Linked DNA regions of Mus musculus: region 1 is linked to region 2. Evidence: chromatin loops called from intact Hi-C (ENCODE). Cell type or tissue: left cerebral cortex. All regions are shown on one strand. Each heading gives the region's core, and the rest is flanking DNA. Links, peaks and the distances in the headings are about the cores only. Region 1 overlaps Septin3 (septin 3). Region 2 has its middle 11 kb from the start of Cyp2d10.

The links. Hi-C counts contacts between places; a loop is a spot of excess contacts. Peaks named below come from ENCODE experiments on the same cell type or tissue, not always from the same donor. Only the 100,000 strongest peaks of a DNase experiment are listed, where the experiment ranks them.
Region 1: it touches region 2 in a loop (2.9-fold over the local background); 2 of 42 quality-filtered maps call a loop at or near these places.

Annotation. Positions count from the first base shown.
Region 1 is chr15:82,289,021-82,298,085 of GRCm38, reverse strand. Septin3 (septin 3) reads right to left here. Exons shown (of 12, transcript NM_001368785.1): 9 at 8,792-8,891; 10 at 7,631-7,682; 11 at 7,255-7,348; 12 at 3,512-6,833. The coding sequence ends at 6,780. Among named protein-coding and RNA genes, the nearest start is that of Wbp2nl, 5.4 kb to the left of the region's middle. In left cerebral cortex, for the core only: a CTCF peak has its summit at 3,908; DNase peaks (open chromatin) are centred at 3,879 and 4,425.
Region 2 is chr15:82,413,864-82,422,928 of GRCm38, reverse strand. It overlaps the pseudogene Gm19267. Among named protein-coding and RNA genes, the nearest start is that of Cyp2d10, 11 kb to the right of the region's middle. In left cerebral cortex, for the core only: a CTCF peak has its summit at 5,212 (motif pointing right); DNase peaks (open chromatin) are centred at 5,215 and 5,650; H3K4me3 peaks cover 518 bases; H3K27ac peaks cover 633 bases.

The DNA of each region.
Region 1 (9,065 bases), core at 814-8,813, 130 kb after region 2:
CCAGAAGTCCTGAGTTCAAATCCCAGTAAGCACATGGTGGTTCACAACCATCTGTAATGAGATCTGATGCCCTCTTCTGGTGTGTCTGAAGACAGACAGCTACAATGTACTTACATATAATAATTTTTTTTTTTTTTTTGGTTTTTTCGAGACAGGGTTTCTCTGTATAGCCCTGGCTGTCCTGGAACTCACTTTGTAGACCAGGCTGGCCTCGAACTCAGAAATCCGCCTGCCTCTGCCTCCCGAGTGCTGGGATTAAAGGTATGCGCCACCACACCCGGCCTATAATAAATAAATCTTTAAAAAAAAGAAAAAAGAAAAAAAGAAAAGAAAAGAAAATTTAATAGAAATAGTATACAGCGGCAAACATCTTGATCTAGCCACTCCTGTCATGGTCAATAAAACCTTGAGCAAGATGATTGTGTTCTTTGGACTTGACCTTCCACACTTGAATGTTAGTGTATAGGCTTATTGTGGCTGTGATGGTTGATGTCCACCAAACAGCTGTGTCTCTCACGTGTCACTTCCCTTCCTCTGTGTGTGTTGTGTTACCATTGGTTGATATCTTCATTTTACCTGCTCGGTTTCAAGAGCCTCTTGATTCATCTTCCATTGTGGCTCCTCCAAGCTATTTCTCTCCATTCATTTATACCTTAGGTTCACCTCACAGAAAGTCAAGTGTTGCAGGGTATTTGATCACACTGTGAACCCCAAGATTTGTGTTATTTACTGGAAAACCTACTTCTAGTTGTGGTGTGGCTCAGCCCTAGCTCACGCCTTTGATCCAAGAGCTTTCTATTTATTATAAACCATAGGTCAAGAGGTGGTGCAACCAACGAGTTGCGGGGAGGGAACAAAGGGAAAAGTGAGTAAGAGAGAGTTGGGGGGGATGGATAGAGAGATGCACAGGAAGTAGAAGGGAGGGCATTCCGTTGGAGGTGTTGGGGAGACAGTGGAGAAAGAGAGCTTTTCTTTGGGGATGCTAGCTGAGGAGGAAGATAAGGTGCTGCTTCCTCTGCCTCTCTGAGCTAGTAGGCTTTCCCCCTTCCTCTGTCTGAGACATCTGGCTCCTGAGTCCTTATGGACAAAATTGAATGTTTGAGATTTTGTTTAAAAAAAAAAAAAAAGTCAAGGTCCCAAATAATTGCTTAAAGTTCACATTAAAATTTAGGGACCAACAAGCAGATGAGAGTTGTGTCATTTACTAAACTACAAATGAGGGGAAGGGTCGTCCTAAATTCAAGAAAAATACCACTTTGTGTAGATAGATGAGTAGTATATATGTACACTTTGTGTGTTTGGCTGTGCAGGCCTGTGTGCACGTGAAGAAGCCAGAAGAGGGTGTCACGTATCCTATCGCTCTCCCCTTTCCTCAAGAAAGAATATTTCATTGAACCTGGAAGCAGACTGGTTGACCAGCAAGCACCAGGAAAGCATGGGACCTTACCTGGTCTGCTTTTAACTTTTTATTGAGTCTTTGTGAATTTCATGCACCCCAATGTCACACATCTCCTCCCTTCATAACCACCCTCTGCCCTTGCAACCTTCCTCCCACCAAAAGAAAACAACACATACATTTTTTAAATATATTATATTGTTAAATATAAATTGAATATAAAATATTCATATTTTATATAAAATAATATAAATTGGATATACAATTAACTATACTACATTGTTAAATAAATATATTTAAATATATTTGTATTAAATATGTTTATATATTTAATATATTAAACATTTTATATATTTCATATGTATTAAACATATTTATATTTATATTAAATATATTTTTATTATATGTAATGTATATTAAAAGACAAAACCATCTTGCCATGAAAGCTACAGTGTGTCATGGTTTGTCACACAGTATAACAGCTTTATTTGCAAGTGTTCATTGCAATGAGCTATTGGTTTGGTTCGAAGGCCTTGGCTTCTGCTACTCTATCGATATTGGTTCCTCACCAGGACTCCTCTCAGATATCCAGTTGTTGCTCTGTGTCATGGCGATCCTGCAGCTTTGGATCCACAGGACTGGCCCCTTCACATGCTCCAGCAGTTCATAGATGAGGTAGATGTTCAGGTGGGACAACTCAAAGCCCTGGATCTGGGCCTGGGTAGCACCTTACAAGGTCAGCCCAACAGCTCTCCTGCACCCATGGCACCAGGGCCAACTGTCCTGCACTCACCAGCACTGCCCTGGCACGGGGTGGGGCCTGCTCTCCTGCTCTTCAGTCCTTGGGGCAGTGCTCTTCCACTTTCCCACAGCCACGAGGTCCAGCTCTCCCCAAGCTGCCCAGGGGAGGGGCAGGGCCAGCTTTATGCAGTCCACAGACATCAACATGGCCCCAGGGAGCAGCCCCAGACCAGGGACACCCGCATGGCCTTTGTTGGTAACATGGGCCACAGACATTGTCATAGACCTCTACTGCTGCAGGACCTGGAACACAGACATGGCCCTTATCGATGGGCCGCAGCCTTAGGTGGCATTGCAGGCCCCTCACTCACATCAGGCTGTTCCTCTCCACCCTGTAATCTCCAATTCTGCCTCTTTTTTTGTTTTGTTTTGTTTTGTTTTGTTTTTTTGGTTTTTCGTGACAGGGTTTCTCTGTATAGCCCTGGCTGTCCTGGAACTCACTTTGTAGACCAGGCTGGCCTCGAACTCAGAAATACACCTGCCTCTGCCTCCCGAGTGCTGGGATTAAAGACATGCGCCACCACGCCCAGCTTCTGCCTCTTCATAGCACACAAACCATTCCACCTCTCCCATCTCCACCACACCCTTGCTTATCACCTTAGCCTCTGGTTGTCGTCCACCCAGCCACACCGCATGGCAGGCAAGGGCCTCTGGGTCCGTATCTGGTTTTATGTGGATGTTAGGGATCTGAACTCAGGTCTTCATGCTTGTGCGGTCATCACACTTACCAGCAGAGCCATCTCCCTGTTCCCTTTTAAATTGTCCGTATATGTGTTTGCATGCGCATGTGCGCAGGTGAGCATGAGACCATGTGGCAGTCAGAGGACAACTTATGGAAGTTAATTCTCTCCTTCTGCCATGTAGGATCCATGGTTTAAACTCATTGTCAGCCTTGATAGCAAGTGCCCTTCCCAACTGAGCTATCTCACGGCCCCTTTATATTCTCAATATATTCATAGTAAAATAGCTTTCTAGGCTAGACTAGGCTTTCATTTATAGACTTGGTCCTTACGCCTTGGGGATGGGAGAAATGCTAAGAAGTTAAGTAATTGGGACTAAATACTTCCTGGAAAAACACAGGTCCTAAGAGAGTCAGCTCTCCCGCTCACTAGAGTTACAAAATTCCAGGAAATGACTGGGATATAGCCTCACATTACCCAAAAAATGAATAGATGCCACATGTTCAATATCTAATATCTGTAGCTACTTCTTGCCTTGCCAGGAGGGTCCCTGGCTCACACGCAGTGAGATGATGTCATTCACGGCTGATTTTATCAAGGAGCAAGAAACACGAATAAGACAAAGACCAGGCCATTATTGTTCAAACAGTAATGTTTAGTTGTACAACAGAGGCTAGCAACATCTACATGACCAGTCTGAGTGTCTGTTTGGCTTGTTTTCAATTGGGAAACTAAACTGGAATATCACCAAAAACGTCGGCTGGGACTAACAACGTTTTTAAAATGGGCCATTCTTGCATCCCCGAGGCTTGGGCCTCTTGTTCCTTCAGGACTTGTAGATGAATGGCCCACAAGTCACCAGCCTTTGAGCAAGTTGTGTCCAGGTGGAGATGGCAGGTGGGGTGGCTGAGGGAGGGTTCTAGAAAGACACAGTGTATGGGGCAGTGGCAGCCGTTCGTTCGCAAACATTCATGCATCTGATGGGGGCTTTGCCCTCCATTTGGGTATTTTCCATTAGCCTATAGCGACCACCTGTGGTCAGGCTAATGCATTGCTCACATTAACAGGGTGGGGGATGGGAGTAGGAATAGTCAGGGGAGGTGGGAAGAGATCCCTCTTATTGCTAAATGTATAAAAGGGTGCTATTTTTCTTCCTAGAGTGTATAGCTGGTGGGTTTGGGGTAGTCCATATGTGTGTTAAATTCCCTTTCTTTTAAAGTTTGGGGATAATTAAGTCAACTCCAGCAACCTCTTTTCAGCAAAACCCACTTCCCAGATGGCCATATTTTGGGGTAAACAGGTTGTCTACACACATACTCACTGGGCCAGCCACCAGTGGTGATTTTTTTTTTTAAGTGACACTAGCCTCTGGCTCCCCACCATGTATAATGAATCACCCTTATAAAATACCTTTAAGCAATGAAGGAGACACCCTTGTCCCACACAGGGGCTCACACGGCTGACCTCAGTGACTCTGACAAGCAGGAAAGTTGCTTTCTTGACCGGTTAAGGTAGCCAAGAAAGTACTCATGCAGAATGAATGGCTAGAGAGCAATGCCGGTTCCCTTGGAGACAGTTACAAGTCGCTGGTATGCGCTTGCAAGGGCAGGAGCAGCTTCCCATGAGTTCCTCCTCCCTACACAAGGACTGGGGTGCTGCTGACACAGATGATGGAGCAGGGTGGTGCTGGCAGGAACTCCATTCCATTGGGAGGAGAGGAGTAGTTTGGCTAAACAGAGGAAGCAACTGTCCTAAAGCCGCAGCTAGCCCCTCCCACCTACTGAGGGCTGAGAGGGGCTGTGCTGGTGGGCTAGACAAGCACAGCGCTAAAAGGGGCGTGGCCCTGCAGCAATAACAGCTGGGAGGGATGAGGGAGAAGCAGCACTTGAAATGGCCTTCATTCAGCAGTGGGGCAGGGGGTGGCTGGTACAGGTGGAAGGACAGTGCCCAGGAGGCCTTCTCCCTGCAGGGGGAGTTGAGAACGGTTGAGGGTGTGGAGACCGGCAGCCGGCAGCAGACACATAAAACAGCTTCTCCAGGGAGAGTGAGACCACAGCTTAGTGGAGACAGGCAGCATTCTCCTACTTAGACTCTCCAACACCCACCATTCTTATCCCTTGCTGGCCCTAGGTGCCCAATCCCATGTCACCATACAGGGCAGCTCACTAGAGCTGTCAGCGAGCTCTATGTTGCTACCACTCTAGCCTGACAGCTGGCCACTCTTTAGTGACGTTATAGATGAGGACTAGAGACAGAGCAGTCTCCAGGAAAGGCTAAGACCATAGGATTAGGACCACTTCTGCTTGGTCCACTGAATTGTGGGTCTTCCATCTCTTTTTGTTTTTTGTTTGTCTGTGTGTTTGTTTTCCTAGTGACTGGGTAATAAAGGGCTGAAGTCAGTGAAGACCAGTTCTACACCCAGGCTGGACCGGGAGGTGGCATAGTGGATAGATCAGTTCTAAACAGAATTTTGTGGTATCTTCCCTTTCCTATGGCTAAATGGCTTTCCTTAAAGCAGCCTTAGAAACTGTAGGGAAAAAAAAAAAACTTGAATGTGCAAGGAGCAGTTAAAGTATGCATTAATAAATACAAGGCTCCTGAGAAGGCAAGAGAAGGCTAAATGTATGGCTGTGGGTATTCCTGGGAACATCTACAGGATTGGATGGTGAGAGAATGCAGGGAGGGGAGAAGCCGAGAAAGACAGACAGACAAATGAGAACAGAGAAAGAGTGAGTTGGGTTTGTAAGAAACAAAGCCACAGAGAAGCCAGCTTAACATGGACAGAAGGCTGCTAGAAAACGGGAAACTGTGTTAGTTTGTCTCACAAGTCCAGCCGCCTAAGAAACTCTGTATATTTTTTCCGATTCTTCAGAATTAGTTTGTGAATATAATTTCCTCCACCTAAAGTTTGCCTCATTTGCCCAATAGATGTGCTTCTTGAACAGAACACCCAGAGCAGCCCAAGCTACCAAATTCTCCCATTTCCCCAGGCTATTCCCAAGTCAGAGCAAATTTCAGTGGTCAGCTGCAGAAACTGGCTTTCCTAGTCATCTTCTCTATAACTGAATTCTCTTGCAATCTCGGCATGCCCTGCCCCATGCTTTTACTTAGGATCTTATTCTTTTAAGGGTTTTTTTTTTTTTTATCTTATGCGTATGAGTGCTTGTCTATGTGTATGTATGTACACCATGCTCATAGAGGCTAAAAGAGGGTGTCAGGTCCTCTGGAACTGGAGTCACAGATAACTGTAAGCTACCAAGAAGGTGCTGGGAACTGAACCTGGGTCCTCTGCAAGAGCAAAAGGTCCCCCGAAGCACAGAGCCATCTCTTCAGCCCCTAGCTGTGATTCTATCTTAGGGTAATAGAAAGTCAATTTAGAAAGTCTGGGCATGATTTCTAAATATAGAAAGGAAGCTAACATAGATGACTCTAAAAGGAGATAAAAGGTCAGAGACAGGCAGGAAATGGGGTGAATGCATGAATATATATGAAGAAAGGAGGCAAAGGACGCTGGGGAGGGAGAAGAGAAATCAGGACGAGGAAGCAACCAACCAGCCTGGAAATACAGGGAAGGCGGGCACAGAAAGCAGTGGTTTGCAGCGGTGATGATCCGCTGTTTGACAGTGACCCCAACATAGACACAAGGGTGGAGCTCCATTTTCAGACACCAATTCTGCAGGAGCCCCTCAGCTTTCTTCTCTGCTCCCCACGAATCTTCTGTTTCCCCAAGAAGTCCTAGCCTTCCTCCAGATTACCTCAACTTACAGTGAAAAGTTGTTCTGAGCTCCCACAGCCCACCACAGGCTAGCTCAGCCACCAGTCCATGAAGAATACTTGCAGCCCCAGTTTGTGGGTGGGTCAGAAGTAAGAAAGAGTTGCCTGTGGCTCACCTGCTCCCAGCATTATAAATTAAAACCTTCCCCAGACCTCTTGAGTGAGGCGCACAGCTTTTTGTTCTGGAGCACAAGAAAAAAGGAGACAGAATGGAGAGTCATGGAGAAAGCAGACTTACAAAGGACTTTCCAAAGAGGGCAATGAAAATACCTCACCCCTGAGTACACGCATACATACACACACATGCATACACACACACAGGCACTCTCCATCACACACACATACACGCAGGCACTCTCCATCACACACATACACACATACATACACACACACACACACACACACACACACACACACACACACACACTAGACAAAATACTGCACAAATACCAGACAGGCCTGGGGGACAGAGCTGAGAGGAGGTGGTGGCTGGAGGTGGTATCTAGGATGTGTGTGTGTTTGGAGAAGGGGGATATGTATGATAACACAGAGAAGGGCTCATCACGGGTTACTGTCGTGGCTTTCCTCTGTGTCCACGCTCACCGGAGGGAGGCCTCCATTGTCATTGAGCCTCTTGGCCCTGTAAGTCTCATAGTGGATGTTGTGTGTTACTTCTTTGAGGTCCTGGAGGTGAGTCCTGAAGGGACACAGAGTAAAAAAAGAGAAGCAGATATGATTAGGGATCAGAAGAGGAAAAGGTGGTCCACCTCAGAGGCTAACACATCTCCTCAGTAGACTGGACCCAATGACTGGGACCCACCCTTGAGGACCAATGTCAATTTTACAACCCCTCTGAGATGCACTGGGATAGAGAGCTCTGTTAGAGAGGGCAGACATTCAGGAAGTGAATCTGGGCAGATGGCCTTTGATCATAAATAATTAAATGTGCCAGCTGGGTGAGTGTGGGGGCGTATCGTACCTGATGACGAAGTCTCGGAGCAGGGCAAACTCACAGTGGTTGAGGTTTTCCACTACAGATAAAACAGAAGGAAACGGGTAGCCAGTTCACTAGTGTCGGCCCAGCAGCTAGGCCACTTTAATGAGAGCATGAGGTGGGTTCTTATGTGGACTTGTCTGAGGCTTGTTCGCTAGTGCACTGGTTCCCTTCCTTTCTTTCTCTTCCTTTTCTTTTTTTTTTTACAAACCGAGCAAATACTTTTAAAATCAGGTCTAATGGACACGGTACCCTTCTAGACACTGTAGAATAAATCTTAATATGGTCTGGTTTTGTCCCATTTTTTTTTTTTTACAAAAATTTAATGTGGGAGTTTAAGAAACCTGTGAAGGCCTGTTATAGTTTCTTTTCTAAAGAAAGAATAAAGCTTGAAAGAAGGTAAAACACATAGGACCTAATAACTGGCCCAGCCTATAAAGGTCACATTCTACACAGTAAATTGATTTGACAAGATGGGGGAACTGCTGTCTGCAAACCACTCACCAAGAACTGTGGGGACAGAGGAGGATGAGGCATCACTGTCTGGTCTGGCCTTAACGATGCATAGATAACATTCTCATGAATAATTCTAATTCAAGGCAAATAATGAAATAAAATCCCAAGCTACTGGGTATGGTGAAGTCGGTGACGCACCACATCATCTCAGCATTTAAGAGTTAGAAACAGAAAGATCATAAATTCAAGGTCTGAGCTGGAGAGATGGCTCAGCGATTAAGAGCACTGGCTACTCTTCCAAGGGTTCTGAGTTCAAATCCCAGCAACCACATGGTGGCTCACAACCATCTGTAATGAGATCTGACGCCCTCTTCTGTGTGTCTGAAGAGAGCAATAATGTACGCACACATAAAATAAATATCTTTAAAAAAAAAAAGAATTTGTATCTTATATTCATTTGACAGGCCAAGTAATTGCCACCTGGTCACGCGTTAAATGGTGTCATTGTTTCCTGCCTGTGACGAGCATCTCAAACTGTAAGTTCCTTAAGGGTAGCCTCCAGCTGGCAATAATATCCTAATATTCTAGAATACTGACACTTTGACCTCTTGCTAGTTCATAGCTGCTCTTTCCTTCTGTCTGTCCTGTTCCTTCTAGCTGCCTGTCCTTCTGGGAGATGCGCTGGATTACCTTCGATGATCCCCCAGGGTGTTTTCCTCCCGAGGACCCTCTTGCCGTTCACTTGGTACTCCTTGTCACTCCCCACCACGGCGAAGGGCATGCTCTCCTGCTGGAGAAGGAGAAAAGCAAAACCAGATGCACATGCTCAGTGCTAGTCTCCAAACTGAGTGTCCAGAGCAGGACAGCCTTTCACATCTTATTCCTTTGCTCATTCAATGACGCTACTGGTTGCAACAGCAACAGTGCTCAGCCCCTTGAAAAGACTGAGCTGGGGCTCAAGGCC
Region 2 (9,065 bases), core at 371-8,370:
GGATGCTTGGATCTCTTTTTGCTGTCCCTATCTGGCAGCACTGCCCATGTCAAGGAACCAGAATTTTTTCATGTGTGATGAAATGCTAAGGGGGCCCAGGACAGTTTTCTGGCTCTTGCCAGGTCACAGCTGGGATGTCAAATCTACTGTGATTCCTTTGATGAACTTAACACATAAGATGCCACGGTAATAGGCATCATCAGGCTGGGGATTTAGCTTGTTAAGAACATTTTCCCAGGATATATGAGAACAACACTGAGCAAGACACTCAGACACACACACACACACACACACACACACACACACACACACACACACACCTGCACAAACATACCTGGGGATGCACAACAGGAGCCAGAGAAATGGTCAGAGGGTAAAGGAGCTTGCCTGGCAAGCATGGTGCTTGAGTTTCATTTCTCAACCCATGTAGTAAGGTGAGAACTAACTGTGTGTGCTTAACCCAAACCTCAACATCATTATTGTGGCCATAGCTCTCCTCACATCATGCATACACAACACACATTGGAGTAATAATGAATATTATTACTAGAAATCTTATTTACTCAGCTCATTAAAGGAAGCAGGAAAGCCAAGCATATTTTATGGCTGTTAAAGGTTCTGAACACATTCCAAATTCTCCTGAGCATCCCAGGGTTGGCTGACAAAGTCTTCCCTGGGTGATTGACATTTCTCACCATTGTGGGTAAGCTGGTGACTGAGCACAAGGGGACCTGGGACCCTGACCAGCTACCTCGTACCCTGACTGATGCCTTTTCGGCTGAGAGGGAGAAGGTGAGAGACTATGGGATGTGGTGTCCATTGTGCTGTGACTAACCCAGTGACACTGAAGTGTAACCACCTGAAGTCACTGGGAGGGTATTATGGGGCATTCCAGTCTCTACAGAGTCTGCTGTCCTGCTGTGTCCTAGGCCAAGGGGAACCTTGAGAGTAGCTTCAATGATGCAAATCTATCTCTGGTTGTCCTTGACCAGTTTGGGACTGGGATTGTGGCGAGTTCAGTCACTCTGACCTGGGGCCTTCTACTCACAATCCTGAATCCGGACGTGCAGCGTAAGCCTGACTGGGGCTAGAATGAAAGGAGGAAGAGGGTAGAGGCACACTCCTTAAGATTCCTTGGGACACTTGCAACTCCCAGCAATAGTTTAAGCCAGACTCTAGTAAGGACGATGGCCATATATCTCCCATGGACTCAGCCTTTATCAGAGAGGTAGTGGAGAGACAAAGGAAACCCCCTAGGGCTCCTTAGCTGAAGTCATTCTGTCCTTCCAGAAAGAATGCAACAGGAAATTGACAAGGTCATAGAGCATGTGTGGTGAACAGAGATGGTACACCAGGCCTACATGCCCTACACCAATGCTGCCATACATGAGGTTCAGCGCTATAAAGACATTATCCCAATACCTTTGCCACACAGGACTTCTAGTGATGTTGAAATGCAGGACTTCCTTATCACTAAGGTAGGCTTGAAACCCTCCAAATTCTCGTTAGTGTTGCCAGCTAGCTAGAGGTGTGAGCTGCCCAGCTAAGGAGGACTGAAATTTAGACAACCCGATTCTCAATTCCACAGCACCAACTTCCCCTGGGTAGGTATGGGAATAGAAACAAGGGCAAGAACTGTATACTAGGAACTCCATCTAGAAAAGCAAACAAGGTAAAATATGGCAGGAGTGGTTGTAATAGCCACAACCTACAAATACAGGTGACAATGAGTGTATATCTGTCACTTATTATATCCCTGTATTAGTGAGAACAGACAGCAAAGCTCCTATGGCTGAGTTTACATGACAGCATCCAGGGTGTGAATTAGAGGCTGTGCTTGTTACCTTGGTGACTATGGTCTGGGGAACCTCACCCCTGTCTGTGTACAAGCCATTTGCCTCCTGCTAGGGAACAACAGGCATCCCCAACCTGTTCTGTCTCATGTGTTTATAAAGAGACAGAATATGTCCTGTTGGGGTATGGTGAAGAATGGGGGATGGGAATATCTCAGTGGGCCCAAGCCAAGGCATCCGTTGCCCCGGAGGACCATCCACAAGACAGTAAAGTATAGAATAGAGTTTATTCAGGGTATGGGGAGGGAGTTAAGAGGGTGTAGAGGCACAGAAAGGCAGAGAGAAAGAGGGGGAAGGAGAGGAGAGGAGGGGAAGGGAGGGGAGGGGTAGGAAGGGGAGGGGAGGGGAGGGGAGGGAGAGGAGAGGAGAGGAGAGGAGAGGAGAGGAGAGGAGAGGAGAGGAGAGGAGAGGAGAGGAGAGGAGAGGAGAGGAGAGGAGAGGAGAGAAGAGAAGAGAAGAGAAGAGAAGAGAAGAGAAGAGAAGAGAAGAGAAGAGAAGAGAAGAGAAGAGAAGAGAAGAGAAGAGAAGAGAAGAGAAGAGAAGAGAGAGTCTGGCCATGAACAAGTAGTTGTGAGGGGGAAGTAGAGGGAAGGGGCAAGGGATTCGCCAGTAGAGGAATCAGATTTTAATAAGATTTATAAGATTAGGTTTTAGTTGTTGTGCCCAGAGATTGAGTTACCATTGTTTCTGAACGAAGTTTGTGTTGCATTTTTCTTCATTTCAGCGGCATATCTAAGTTCAAGAGACAAAGCTATGGCGGCAAAGCACGGGTGCACCACAAAGGCCATGGGGGATTTGAAGCACGGGGTTGGCATGGTAATGACCCACCAGTGGCAAGCTAGTGAGCTGGGTGGAGAGATTGTGGAGTTCTGAGTCAGAGTATCCATGAGATGAAAACAGATCAGCTATTAACCACCAGTGCATGGCCAGCCAGGCCTCCTAGACTGAGAGTTGATGGCACAAGTGCGGGAACATGCTGCTACCATATATTTTTTTAATATTTCCCACAACAGTAATGAGGTAACAGACTACATCTCTGTAAGCTTTTTCTAGCTGTCAAGCTACAGTTACCTTAGCTGTCAATGTAGTCAGAAGTCTGAGAAAGAATAAACAATAATTTAGTAGTTGTATATTATTTACAAAATGACAGAGTCCACTAGCCAACAGTCCCTGTGGTCTCCATGGCAACTTGAGCAGTCAATCTGTCTTTCAAACACAGAAGAGGCAGGACTTTTTCCCTGTGGAATGGATATGTATGACATAAGAAATGGCTTAGCTTGATTTAGATAAGTCATTTGACTCAGGATATCCAGTTTTGTCCACTGTGTTTCTCAGTGATTATCATATCACAATCTAGGCAGTATCTTGTAGCTGGTTCAAATCTTCTGAGACCTCATGGGAATTTAAACTGTTAAAGGCTTTGGGAATTCTGTCTGTCATAAACTTAATAATTAGCAAACCTCTGACAAGATTGAGGGCTATGTCGATTGGTTATAACTGAATAGACCACATCATTATTCGATGGCAGTAGTAGAAACCATCATTATCTATAAAGACAGAAAGGGAATGAAAATCTGAAGTAACTTAGACAGGTTGTGTAAGTAGAGAAAAACCTATTTTTGAATTAGCACAGAAGCATTTGGCTAGGACTAGAGTAAGAAATCAGGCAGCAGTGGCATAAGATCATGGTGACAGAAAATTTGTTGGTCCAGACAGGTTCAGGCCTGTGACACAAACTGAGTGTGCATGCCGTGAGAACAGGGTAAGGGTGTGGGAGCGTGGATAGGTAAATGCTTGGATACAGGGAACCTCTTTCCATTTACCAGACCACTGGCAGTATGTATTAAGATGCCATAAAATAATTGAACCTAGTGTGCCATTAAGTGGCTATTTGGAGCCATTATCTAGTGGATACTGAATCTAGACCTTATTGCAGAATGTACTAGTTTTGATGCCCTCAATTCAGGTGTTAATTTCAGATATTTGATATTTTCCAGGAGACATCCCAGTGGGGTACCTTGCTATAGCTGTCCTACAGCCACTGAAAACTGGGTACTTGAAAGGGAGGCTGGGGATGAAAAAGGACAGGTGAGAGAAGGATGAAGCCAAGACAAAAGTTTCTGACCAAGGCTCAAAGTTTAATTTTTAGCTCTGCGTTTATATAAGGAAAGCCTACAGACCCCATCCTTAGTTTCAGCTGGATTATGTTGCAAATCAAGATCAGCAGGCTGTCTACTCCTGTAGAAAATGGACTCTGCCTGGGTCCAGAAAAGAGTTCAGGTTACAAGTATACAGCCAGGCTAGTTCAGGTCATCACATTAACATCCAGGGACTCTGCCAAGTCCCAGACTCACCAGAAAGAAGTCCAACCTAGATCTAGGAATTGTTGAATGGCTATAAGACCCTGAGGGGTTATGAACCATTTTCAAGAAGGGAAGTCATCCAAGGGTCTAAATCTTACCGTGTATGTCAGCTAGGAGGCAGGTCCTAAGGACTGGGGCATTGAAATTCTAGGGTTTTTTTTTTCTCCTTTTTTTTATTAGGTATTTTCTTCATTTACGTTTCCAATGCTATCCCAAAAGTCCCCCATACCCTCCTCCCATTCTTCTCCCCCCCCCCACTCCCACTTCTTGGCCCTGGTGATCCCCTGTACTTAGGCATATAAAGTTTGCAAGACCAGTGGGCCTCTCTTTCCACTGATGGCCGACATATGCAGCTAGAGACACGAGCTCCAGGGGGTTCTGGTTAGTTCATATTGTTGTTCCACCTATAGGGTTGCAGATCCCTTTAGCTCCTTGGGTACTTTCTCTAGCTTCTCCATTGGGGGCCCTGTGATCCATCCAATAGCTGACTGTGAGCATCCACTTCTGTGTTTGCTAGGCCCAAGAATAGCCTCACAAGAGACAGCTCTATCGGGGTCCTTTCAGTAAAATCTTGCTAGTTTATGCAATGGTGTCAGCGTTTGGAGGCTGATTATGGGATGGATCCCCGGGTATGGCAGTCTGTAGATGGTCCATCCTTTCATCTCAGCTCCAAACTTTGTCTCTGTAACTCCTTCCATGGGTGTTTTGTTCCCAATTCTAAGAAGGGCAAACATGATAAAAAGCAATCTACAGCAAACCAGTAACCAACATCAAAGTAAATGGTGAGAAGCTGGAAGCAATCCCACTAAAATCAGGGACTAGAAATTCTAGGGTTTTTGCAGACTAGTAGCAGGAAAGAAGGAACTGTATGGTTGGTGTGGGCCCATCTGACTGTGTAACTCAGATGGCAGAAGCTAGCCCCACACTGTGGACCGCAACTAGTGGCAGCAGCTCCTGTGGCAGAAGTCTATGAGTCCCACAGTGGCCAGTGGGTGGCAGTGGTTCTGCAGTGTGTCCTCAGTTGGTAGGGCGAGCAGCCCTTCCTGATCCTTCCTGCCAGGTCCTGGTGAACTCACTATGGGTGAGGCAGTGCTATGCTGTGGCCCGTGGATTACTGTGGCACCATTCTGCTGTCTCCTCGGTGGCGGCTGAGGCAGCTGCACCACATTGCAGGCCCCGTGGAGGTGGCCTGAGGCAGAGATGCTGCAGGTCAGGCAGTCTGTGGTTCCGCTCTGCTGCTTGGCAGTGGCTGAGGCCTCAGCTGCAGCAGCGGGGAAACTGTGTATTTAATTTGACCGGGCACTGCATGGGACATCCTACTAACAGCTGGAAGCCACAGCCCAATGCTTCTGACTGTTGGAGTCCACAGTGGGCAGGGAAAAGGAAGTGCCTGAAATAGGGTATTCCAAAACTCAGCAAGGAGCACACTATTCTCCCGGCATGCAGTACTGCTAGCACTCACTTTATAAGTCCCAGGCAGAGAGGGACTGGGTGGTGGGGAGAACGGACCTCCCTCTTGGGCACCGAAGAGTGGCCTCTCGGACAAGGCAAAAGCTGTTTTTCTTGTGGCTGCAGTGGGACATCTAAAAGCAACTACAACAGTGGACAAACAGGCAGAGTCCAGTGGCAGCTTTGGTGGGGGCAGCAGCTAGGAAAGCAAGTCTCACGAACAGAATCCCTGGCAGGGCACAAAGGGTGGAGCTAGACCCATTCCCCCCCCCCCCCCCGGGGAACCACAAGCAAATGCAAGAGGAGGGAGGGCAGTAGACAGAGTCCTTGGCAGCAGTCAGGGCCAGCCCCACTTTTGAGATGGCAAACTGGCTGAATGAGCAGCAGCCACAGCCGGAGCCAGCAAATGAGGGATTGGGGAGGGGAAAGTCTATGCCATGTTTAAGTATGGTCCCCATAGACTCATATATTTGAACAAGCCTATGGAGGACAGGGAGTGGAATGTGATGGTTTGTATATGATTGGCCCAGGGAGTGGCACTATTAGAAGGTGTGGCCCAGTTGGAGGAGGTGTGTCGCTGTGATTATGGGAATTAAGACCCTCATCACAGCTAACTGAAAGCCAGTATTCTGCTAACAGTCTTCAGATGAAGATGTACCACTCTCAGCTCTGCCTGCACCATACCTGCCCAGACACAGCCATGCTTCCAACTTGAAGAAAATGGACTAAACCTCTGAACCTATAAGCCAACCCCAATTGAATGTGGTTCTTTATAAGAGTTGCCTTGGCTGCAACCCTATAGGTGGAACAACAATATGAACTACCCAGTACCCCACAGAGTTCGTGTCTCTAGCTGCATATGTATCAGAAGATGGCCTACTCGGCCATCAGTGAAAAAAGAGGCCCATTGGTCATGCAAACTTTATCTGCCTCAGTACAGGGGAATGCCAGGGCCAAGAAGTGGAAGTGGGTGGGTGGGAGAGGGGTGGGGGAGCATGGGGGAGACTTTTGGGGTAGCATTGGAAATGTTGGTAATGGTGTCTGTTCACAGCAGTAAAACCCTAACTAAGGCACATGTCCACTCCATTCATCCCCATAGGAAAGGCCACAGCATGTTTTTGTTCTTCAGTTCTATCAGCCATCTTAGAAGGGTCTTGAAGCTTGGTACCATGAAAAAGGGGGACCACTCCTGTATCTTTTTTTGTTTGTCTGTATGTCTTTGGATATTTGTGAACCATGGAACTGTGGCCATAGATGGCCAATGACCCTTCGGGGAGGAGCCTCCTTTGCCTTCTCTATATATTCTCAAAGGGGAACTCCTGGTTAATAACACCCTTAGTAGTTTTATTGAGTAATTCCTCCACAGTTGTCCTCAGTTCTGGGTGACACTCTCTGAAGAATGCACAAGGCTTTGCAAGCTATGCTCCCTGGAAGTCTGTGTTTCCAGGGCTGTTTTTTTTTTTTTTTTTTTTTTTTGGTTTTTCGAGACAGGGTTTCTCTGTGTAGCCCTGGCTGTCCTGGCACTCACTTTGTAGACCAGGCTGGCCTCGAACTCAGAAATCCACCTGCCTCTGCCTCCCAAGTGCTGGGATTAAAGGCATGCGCCACCACGCCCGGCTTCTTTTTTTTTTTTTTTTCCAGGGCTGTTTTGATTGAACCACAAAGTGTGGTCGTGGCCTCATTGTCTTAATGATAAGTGACAGTGGCATTGTTTGTGTGCTTGTTGGCTGCTTGTCAATTCACTTTGCACAGAAGTCTGTGCAAGCCTTTGGCTCATGCTTGCTACAGATATCTGATATACAATTTTATTTCTGACACTGTCTTCTCAGACCTCTGGATAACCATTATTTCTTCATCCCATGGTTTGCTTCTTTTCCTCCCTTTTATTTTTTTTTTTGACAATTAATCAGGAAGTATATTATGCAGTATGTTAAAAGATAACAAGTACCACAGCCATAATGTGGTGAATGGGACTATTGGGGAAGGAGAAGTGTGGACAAAGACTTGAAGGAAGGGAAGCAGCTAGCCACACAGGTGTTCACATCTAAGGCTCTCCAAGCAGAGGTAACAACCATGCCAAGGCCTCCACATGGGCCATTCAGAAACACCAAGGAAGCCAGTGTGACTGGAACAGATAAAGGGGCAAAAGGTACAGTGTATTGGGGAGACAGTAGGCTCCTGAGATCACAGCAAAGTCTTTGACTTCTATAATATTTTTTCTCATCAAAGATAAATTATATCAAACGTGAAGTCCTTGGGTGACCTGAGCTATCTAGCATATTTAAATGATATAATTAGTATGATGTCATAATTATAGTTTGTATATTAGTTATATAATTAGTATAATTATATACTAATGTATACTATACATACTATACTATAGACTATATAATATACCAATATATAATATGTACTACTAACAATATAAATATAATTATAATTTGTATACTAATTATAATTATATTTTGTGTACTAATTATAACAAGTTATAATTAGTATACAAATTCTATAGAAAGCACTTGTTGAAGGCTGTCTTAGTCAGGGTTTCTATTCCTGCACAAACATCATGACCAAGAAGCAAGTTGGGGAGGAAAGGGTTTATTCGGCTTACACTTCCACATTGCTGTTCATCACCAAGGAAGTCAGGACTGGAACTCAAGCAGGTCAGGAAGCAGGAGCTGATGCAGAGCCATGGAGGGATGTTCTTTACTGGCTTGCTTCCCCTGGCTTGCTCAGCCTGCTCTCTTATAGAACTAAGACTACCAACCCAGAGATGGCACCACCCACAAGGGGACATCCCCCCTTGATCACTAATTAAGAAAATGCCTTACAGCTGGAGGCATTTCCCCAACTGAAACTCCTTTCTCTGTGATAACTCCAGCTGTGTCAAGTTGACACAAAACTAGCCAGTACAAAGGCTCAGAGCATTTGTTCTTTTTTTTCTTATCTTTCTCTTATTAATTTTTTTGTTGTTTACATCCCAGCCATTGCCCCACCTCCTAGTCCCCTCCTCCCACGGTTTCTCATCCCATTCCTCTTCCCCCTTGCCTCTGAGTTGATGTTCCCTCTCTTTCCACCACCAGTCATCACCCTTCCTTGGGGTCTCAGGTCACTGCAGACCTTGGTACATCCATTCCCTCTGAGCTCAGACAAGGCAGTCCTCCGTCACTTAAGTACTAGGGTCAAGGACCAATTGATGTACTCTCTTTGGTTGGCTTACTCGCTAGGAGCTCCCAGGGTTACCAGGATGCAATCCCCTTCAGCATTATCAATCCTTCTAATTTAACCATAGGATCTCCAACTTCCGTGCAATGTGTGAGAGTAAGTATCTATGTCTATCTCAGTCATCTGCTGGTAGGGTCTCATAGAGGAAAGCCATGCTAGGCTCCTGTTTGTAAGC